Regions from separate parts of the Homo sapiens genome. Here region 1 is linked to region 2. Evidence: read pairs that join two places in POLR2A ChIA-PET (ENCODE). Cell type or tissue: OCI-LY7. All regions are shown on one strand. Links, peaks and the distances in the headings refer to the core of each region. The heading gives the core; the rest is flanking DNA.

The links. Peaks named below come from ENCODE experiments on the same cell type or tissue, not always from the same donor. Only the 100,000 strongest peaks of a DNase experiment are listed, where the experiment ranks them.
Region 1: POLR2A ChIA-PET joins it to region 2 with 11 read pairs; 2 of 35 experiments call an interaction of 5 or more read pairs at or near these places.

What each region holds. Positions count from the first base shown.
Region 1 is chr6:14,234,938-14,239,332 of GRCh38, reverse strand. No RefSeq gene overlaps it. Among named protein-coding and RNA genes, the nearest start is that of LINC01108, 48 kb to the left of the region's middle. RefSeq lists enhancers at 2,863-3,363, 3,364-3,864. In OCI-LY7, for the core only: no CTCF peak of the experiment used is centred there; no DNase peak of the experiment used is centred there; H3K27ac peaks cover 510 bases.
Region 2 is chr6:15,303,208-15,307,602 of GRCh38, reverse strand. All of the region lies in intron 1 of JARID2 (jumonji and AT-rich interaction domain containing 2), which reads right to left. Among named protein-coding and RNA genes, the nearest start is that of JARID2-AS1, 57 kb to the right of the region's middle. In OCI-LY7, for the core only: no CTCF peak of the experiment used is centred there; no DNase peak of the experiment used is centred there; H3K4me3 peaks cover 286 bases.

The DNA.
Region 1 (4,395 bases), core at 262-4,261, 1.1 Mb after region 2:
GGACTGAATATTTGCATTTCTTCTGTGAATTGCCTATTCATATTCTTTGCCCATTTCTATATTGGTGTATTTGTCTTTACCTTACTAACTCGATACTAATATTTTGTCCATAATATATGCTGCAGATATTCTTCCTAGTTGTTTGCTTTTGACTTTGTTTGTGGTATCTTTGCTTAATATTTCAATTTCAGGTAAAAAAAAAATCAGGTTAAAATAATTATATGAAGAAGCTGCAGTTGGAAATTAGAGCCGGGTATGGCAACAGGAAGAACTAGTTCAATACTTTCCCTCAGTAACAAAATTGGCCTAAACGCAACATATAGGAGCAATGAAAATCTTTTAATCTACGTATCTCATGTAAGTGTCCCTTTGCTGAAAACAAAAGATAAGTTTGTATTTTATTTTAAGAAACAATTGAGTCTCTAACCTGGAATAAGATCGAAAAAAATAAAGATAGCTATCTCTCTTTTCTCTTGCTGACTTAATTCTGAAATTTCTTGAAAATGCTAGCTGGGATATAGAAAAGAAAATGCTCTTGGAAAAGTAACTTTGCTAATTTAAAAGTCATGATAATAATCATTTTGGAAATACTTTTCAGTTGAGACAAGTTTCTCCAACATTATCACTTTTGTTGCAGGTGGGGATTCCCGGCTAGGTTAAGCACAGCATTTATTCCAAAACATTTTTAGGCCTTCCTTTATGCTAAGCGCTTCTGGAAAAAGAATAATTTATTGCCAATTGGCAGTAGGCCAAGAGCATGAAGAAGTTCGGTATTACTCTAAATGTGCCCCCAGTTTATAGTCATGGAGGGGTGAGGCCTGTATGTAATAAATATAGAAAAATGAATTAGCACAGTCCTGCTTTGAGGGCTTACAGTTTAACAGGGGGTGAGGTTATGTAAATACATCGTACAGTGGTGGGTGCAATGTCGTGGGGAATTGGTTCTACCAGGAAGGATCCAAGCAGTTTCAGGAGCAGCAGCTCTCAAGCACAGTCTAAAGACAAAGTATGCAATCAAACTATCCAGAATCCAGGAAAGCAGATTTCAAATAGTACAGAGGAAAGATAGACGTGATTCCAAAGGCCAAGAATTCTAAAAGCACTTACCATGTTCAAGACATTCTGCTAAGGTGGTAGTTTGAGCCACCAAAAAAAAAAAAAAAAAAAAAAAGGATGAGAATTCTCCACACACAGATGAAGAGGGGCCATGGGAACCAGTATGTTGGTGACCATAGCTCCAATGTGAGTCAACCTTTTGATGTGACTTCTTTTAAAAATAAGATGCATTTTCAAGCTATAATAATAATAATAATAATAATAATAATAGCTTTCATGTGCCCTTTTTACTTTCCAGGCTCTGTTTCAAGTATCTTACATATAACAGCTCCATTTAATCTTCATACAAACCCTAGATCTCCATCTTACAGATAAGAAAACTGGGGCACAAAGCATTTAAGCCACTTACAAATTCATCTCATAGGTGGTGGGTCAAATTTTGAACCTGTGCTTGGATGTGAACCCGGCCATTTAGGCTTCATTGTGTGATTTCATGCCAGCTGTTCTACAAGCAGCTACACTGATTGAGCCTTTACTATCTTCCAAGTGTGTGCTAAGCATTTACACGTATGATGTCAATTGCCATAATCTTGTGAGGCTGTGAGGTTGATACTATAATTAGCCTCTTTCGTAGATGAGGAAACCAAGCATTCAAGAGTTTAGTTGCTTGCTCAAGGTTAAGAGGTAGTAAGTAGCAGAGCCAGGATTTGAACTCAGGGAGAATGATCCCAGAAAGAGCTCACAGGCACTATCATGGAAGCATACAATCCAGAAGGAAGGACATGATGGTTTCATGGCATTCAGCATCACATTTACCATGTGTGCCTTCATAGTTCTCTTTGGAACCCCCACACACAAGAGAATATTCAAAAGAGGGTCTGCAAATATTTGAGGAAGTTTGCAGGAACTGACAGGTTCAGCTAAAAGGAAACTGGAAACAAAGATGTATGAATGTTCTGATTCTATGAAAACAGGGAGAGGAGACTTATTTCCTATGGTTTCCAAGGTGAGAATAAAGAAAGATTTTCCAAAAGTAAACTACTAAATAGAATGGAGCGAGCCCCTGATGCCAAAGCAAAGGCAGGGAGAAAATGTCAGAAAGTTTAAAGAGGGGAATTGTGTGTTGAATGCAGATTTGGTTGAAGTTGCCCCTAAAGTCAACTCTCCTCTATTAGTTTACACAATCTTAATCATCTTCAAACATGCCCAGTGCCTTTTCAAAAAAAAAAAAAAATGACAGAATCAAGACATGGGAAATTCATTAGAAGCTGTTTATCCAGCATTTTATTAACTAGTGTTTGCATGTTTTCTCAATTCTTGAGTGCTTAGGGTTCACACTGATGCTCCTAAAGAAATAAAAGTGCCTTCAGTGTTTTAAAAGTTAGATTGGATTATGTCACTTGTAATTTACTGTTGAGTATATTTTCTAGCATTCTAAGCCTTTTGAAAAATTGTGCTCTGTGAATAGCTAATTGCTCACCTTTAACCAGAATATGTGATTAACTAGGATATCCCAGGCCCCAGCCATGACAAATAGCAAATGTCCCAGAAGAGTCCCCAAATGAGAGGATAGAGCTGAGTAGTATAGGAGGCAGTTTCCCAGTTGGAACCAGAGGCAGCAAACCCCTGCTTGTTTCCTGCTCTGACCAAGCCCAGGTCCCAGAGAACGTTGATTTAAATGTCAGTGGTGCGGTTTATTTAGCTATTTCAGGAACTGGAGCATTACCACGGCCATTGGCAACCAGAAAGCAGCTAGAGCTCAGGAGGGGTGGTGAGCTCCCCAAAGCACAAGGTCTTTTCTTCTTCAGAACTGTCTGGTGGACTGGCCAAGAATGCTGACAGAGGTGAGATGCCAGCTTCAGAGGTAAGCCCCACCACCCCAGCAAGACGCCCCAAATACAAATCTTCCAAGGGAAGGGAGTTTACTCAGTTCATTAATGCTCCTGGCTCCCACTGGCAGCAATCACAGGCAGCGTGCCTACAGCCACCACTGCATATTTCAGATCCCTACTTCATTACCTGTCCCTCCTGGACAGCTGCTCTAATCACTGATGAACAACCTGGAGGATTCGCCTTGTCAGGGCTGGTCAGCCTTGAAGCGCTGTGTCCTCACCCAACTCCTGAGACTGGCCTGGTAATCCCATTTCCTGTGTCTAGAGACACAGTGAGTGGCCAGGGTGAGCAGGGCCAACTACCTGGACTGGGACCAGAGCTGGGCTCTGCCACCTAGCCTTCCCTCCACTTGTGTCCTTTTGCTGACTTGCTGCTGGATCTGTTCTCTCTGCCTGGGGGGTCTTCTGACCCCAGGATGTCTTCCCCTTGCCTGTGCCCTGTGAACTGCTCCCAAGTTCAGCGAGGGCTTTGCACATGCAGCTGAGCTTCAGGGAAAGTGTGCTGGACCCAGTGACCCGAGGCATGTTCTGGTCCCCGGCTCTCTGTGTGGTCTTGCAGCCTTGAGGCTTGTTTCCTTAGCTGTAGCCCAGGGGCAATAACCACTCCCGGCTGCAATGCAGAGAAAAGGAGTGTGGAAGAAAGAAAAGTATGAATGCCTTTGTGAACTGGGAAACACACTACAACACAATAAATAGGAATACGCTATTTTAAAGGGGAAGGACATTTTGACACAGGCTATGACTTGGATGAATTGGAAGGACATTATGCTCAGCGAAATAAGTCAGTCCCAGAAAGACAAATACAGTGATCCCCCTTATCCTCCTGGTTAGATTCCAAGACCCCCAGTGGGTACCTGAAACCGTAGACAGTACTGAACTCCATATGTATTAGTCTGTTCTCACGCTGCTAATAAAGACATACCTGAGACTGGGTAATTTATAAAGGAAAGAGGTTTAATTGACTCATGGTTCAGCATGGCTGGAGAGGCCTCAGGAAACTTACAATCATGGCAGAAGGGGAAGCAAACATGTCGCCTTCACATGATGGCAGGAGGAAAAAGTGTCAAGCAAAGAAGGGAAAAGCCCCTTATAAAACCATCAGATCACATGAAAACTCACTCACTATTAAGAGAACAGCTTGGGGGGACTGCCCCCCATGATATAATTGCCTCCCATGAGGTCCCTCCCCCAACACATGGGGACTATGATTCAGATGACAATTTAAGGTGAGATTTGGGTGGGGACACAGAGCCAGACCATATCACTATATATACTGTTTTTTCCTATACATGCATAAGTGTACAGTGTGAAAATACTGGACACAGGGAGGATTCAGGTCTCAAGCCAGACAGAGCAGGATGGTGCTAGATTTCCTTACACTGCTCAGAAGGGTATGCAGTATAAAATTTATAAACTTCATTTTTTTAAAAACAGAGACAGAGTCTCC
Region 2 (4,395 bases), core at 222-4,221:
GAAGAACCACAACCCCATCCCGAAAACAAAGATCCAAGGAATTTTAAAGTTTGAATGTAAACATTAATTGCAATGTACTAAAAACAAAACAAAACTGGGATCACGCCTGTAATCCCAGAACTTTGGGAGTCACAGGCAGGAAGATCACCTGATGTCGTCTGAGACCAGCCTGGGCAACATGGCAAAACCCCATCTCTACTAAAAATACAAAACTTAGCCGAAAATGGTGCCGTATGCCTGTGATCCCAGCTCCTAGGGAGGCTGAGGCAGGAGAATCACCTGAATCCGGGGGTGCAGAGGCTGCAGTGAGCGCCACTGCACTCCAGTCTGGGCAACAGGAAAAAATGTTTTCTTCTTCTTTGAGACACAGTCTCACTCTGTAGCCCAGACTGGAGTGCAGTGGAACTGTCTCGGCTCACTGCAACCTCCACCTCCGGGGTTCAGGCGATTCTCCCGCCTCAGCCTCCTGAGTAGCTGGGACTACAGGCGCCTGCCACCACGCCCAGCTCATTTTTTGTGTACCTTTAGTAGAGACAGGTTTCACTGTGTTGGCCAGGTTGGTTTCAAACTCCTAACCTTGTGATCCGCCTACCTCGGCCTCCCAAAGTGCTGGGATTACAGGCATGAGCCACCACGCCCAGTCTAAATTTTTTAATGTTAAAAATATATATATAATATACATTAATATAATTGATTATATATAATAATGTAATTAATATAAAATATATATATTAACTTCAAAGTACAATGGGTAAGGTCAGGAAAAAAAATAAGCTGCCTATTTCCCCACCTTCCATTTTCCTTCACTCCACTTGCCCCTTGTGTTTTACTCCTAGGTTTTAACAAAAGTCAAAAAAAATTTTTAAGTACCTAAAAATTAAGTTTAAGGAAGATGGTATTTTTCCCCTTTCCCCAGAATGTGGACTAAATAAACAGTATGATCCTTATGAAATGTGACTGTGTTGGGCCAGGCACGGTGACTCACGCCTGTAATCCCAGTACTTTGGGAGGCCGAGGCGGGCGGATCACCTGAGGTCAGGAGTTCAAGACCATCCTGGCCAACATGGTGAGACCCTGTCTCTACTAACTAAAAATACAAAAATTAGCTGGGCGTGTGGCAGGCGTTTGTAATCCCAGCTACTCGGGAGGCTGAGGCAGGAGAATCGCTTGAACCCAGGAGGCAGAGGTTGCAGTGAGCTGAGATTGTGCCATTGCACTCCACCCTGGGCAACAAGAGCAAAACTCCGTCTCAAAAAAAAAAAAAAAAAAAAAAAGAAATATGACTATGTTGTTAATGAGAAAAGAGGCTGGCTGGCTCACTGCAGGGGGAAGGAATTCTTGAGTTTTTGTTGTTCCTACTGCTGTGGATGATGAACTCGACACCAAAGGAGATTGTCCCCCTCAAATCTTAACAACCTAACTGTGACGCACTTAAGAGCGTCTGCCACTTGTGATCTCAAAGTACGAAAAGCTGAAGTTACTTGCCAACAGAAACCCGGGAAAACTGTAAGCCTCGAGGATTGCTGGTAGAGCTTCTAAAAATCTGACGTTTAGAAAGATAGATTTGGTCCCACAAGTGGGCCACCAGAAATGGAACTGAAATTTGTCTCTGCATTTTAAAAACTGTAACCAAAACCACAGATGAATAGTAGAAAACTATTTCCTTACAAAAGTTCAGAATAATGTATTAATGGGTAAGATAATGCATATAACACAAATACCTAAAGATATAGTGAACTCCCTTGTAAATTCATAATACACTGTCCAAGGAATTCACAGGACTTTATTTAAACAGTTAATACATAATACATCTCTCACACACAGAATGTTAACAATTAGATATTGGAGGGGTGCTCCAAAGAGATGGGGGTGGGGAGGAATCAAGGCCAAGAACCCTGAAGACCCCTTGAACTCCATTTATTTTCAGTCAACAATGGTGTCTGCTTCTGCCAAGTACCCAGTGATGAGGCTGTGGTTAGGGGAAAATGAGGTGCTTTTACTCACACATCAGAACCACATTCTAGTTTGAATCTAAACTCATCCACAAATGCAAACAAGAAGAGAAAGAAACAGCACTAAAGAATGAAACCAATTTTAACTCTAAGCTAAGCTATGTTGTAGGGCAAGAGGAGGAGGATGGGGAATGAAATTTAGCGTGGCGAAAACTGGAAACAACCAAAGGCATTCAGCTGCTCAGGAGGCTTTTCCCCTCTCCAAAGTGGAGTGACAGAATTAGCCAGAGCCAGCACCCTCCCTGCACCCTTTTCTCCTGGGGTAGGCCCACAGCGGAGTTGCTCTCTGAATAAGAAATCCTGCATTACGCTACATAAAGGAGGGACAGTGTGCAGGATGACCGGCCAACATCAATCTTCAATGGCCATTTCTTAAAATCCTTCTTCACGTTTTCTTCAACAATACCAGCTACATGGCCAAGATTTAAAAGATGGAAGGCCTTTGACAACTTCCTCAAGCCCAGGCTCATTTACCAGCTGGAAACTGCAGGCAAGAAACCCTGTCCAACCAAAAAATCCCAGACTTGTGCTGGCTCCCAGTGGGCACCCCTCCTGCCAATCAGTGAGAAGAGAAAACTTGGTTGTGGTGACCCCAAAACAAGTCTTAAATGTTCCATCATAACTGGTTGTAAAAAGCAGTCAGCTGAAAGGGCCAATAAAGAGAGCGAAACACATGCTGGAAACAGCTGCTCCACCCCTCCCTGCACCTCACCAAGCAGATAAGATGCACCACCTCAACCTTGCAACCTGATGGTGCCCCCTGCCAGCACTGGACACACCCATGGACTCCCAGGAAAAACAGAAAATGCTCATAATCTAAGAAAGCAGATACTAAGTAAATTGGCCAGAGCTACTGCATTCTCTCTGGATGCAGGGCAGAAATCCTTAAGAGTCACAGAGCAGCCTATGGGTGGATTTTAAAGCCTACAAGGAAACGTTCAATAAATATTTGTTGATTGATTTTTTTAAAGAGATGATTAAAGGGTTAGAGGGGGAAAGGCCATGCTACAAAGGTCAAAAGTAAAGCATCACTCATCTAGATATGGGAGTCTGTGAAGGGCCTTCCGATGATTGTCTGGCTGCTTCAGAGAAGGACTGTAACCATGAGCTGGCTGCTCTCTGGTGTCTGCAACTTGGACGGACTGGGAGAGGTGGCCTGGAGGCTTAGAATCCTCTGGCTTTAGAGTCCTCTAAAAAAAGTGAATAAATTATCACCTCTCCAGATTTTACCAAAAAGTGCAGGTTTAACTAACCAAGTTACAGTGGGTGGGCGGGGGGGGGGGGGGGATCAGCAAATTATGTCCATTCTCTACCACCAGCTCCAGGAGGGAGGAAAAGGAGCAAAAGGAGGCTGGGACAACTGAGGCTGCGCAGCGAGATGGGCAGCTGATCCTGAGGCTCCTGAGCCCTGCGCCCTCAGCTGGTTATCAAGGCTGGTTATTAGCGGGAGTAGCCACTATCACCTGCACTTACTCTAGGACTGTTTACAGCAGTTGACATTTATTACCTCCTTTAATCCCCACAGCAACCCAGACCAAGGTTGAGACTGTGATTATCTCTCAGCTGAAGAAACAGAGGCCCAGAGAACATAAGCAACGTGCCTAGAGTCACACAGCTTAAACGAATTATCACTGTTGTTGAGGTCTCAACCCAGTGCTCCCAACCACTAAATTATGCCCTGGGTTTAATGCTGGTTTCAAGATTACCGATTATTAAACTTGCAGCCAGGATTCGCCCAGGTGAACTAAAAAGAAGGCACCTTACACTAATAATACAAACAGTAACCTCTGCACCTGAAATACCACTGTCAAATTGTTGAAAACTTCTATTTCCTTGTTCAACAAGCTTGTTTTGTTTAATAGTGATTGAGTTTGGGTTTTGTCCTTGGGAGCGGAGGTCAGTATTCAAAGCATTCCCAAATTGTTTAATCACATTGTTGAAATAATAACAAAGGAGGAGCAACTCTTCTCACATTGGGTATTATTTGGCTGGGCAAAGAGGTGAGAAGCATATTAAACAGTGCTTCCAATAAATGTATAGAAAGCCTATGAACAAAAATGTTGGACTTTAAAGAAGCCCTAAGGCTTAAAAAGCACCCACCAAAGAGGGAAGGCCAGGAGTTAAGTGGCTTTGCATGAGAGGCAATAAGCCTCTGGCCAGCCACACTGCCCGTGCAGGATTACTGCCCATAGCCTTGCTACTCAAGGCAAAGCAGTAGCATACTTGGGAGCTTATCTGAAAGGCACACCCTCAGGCCCTGCCTGAAACAGAATGAACCCCAGAATGTGCAACATTTCAACAAGATCCCCAGGTGATGCCTATGAATGTTCAAGTTCGAGGTGCGCTACCTATAGGATGAATGCCTTACATCATCATCACACAT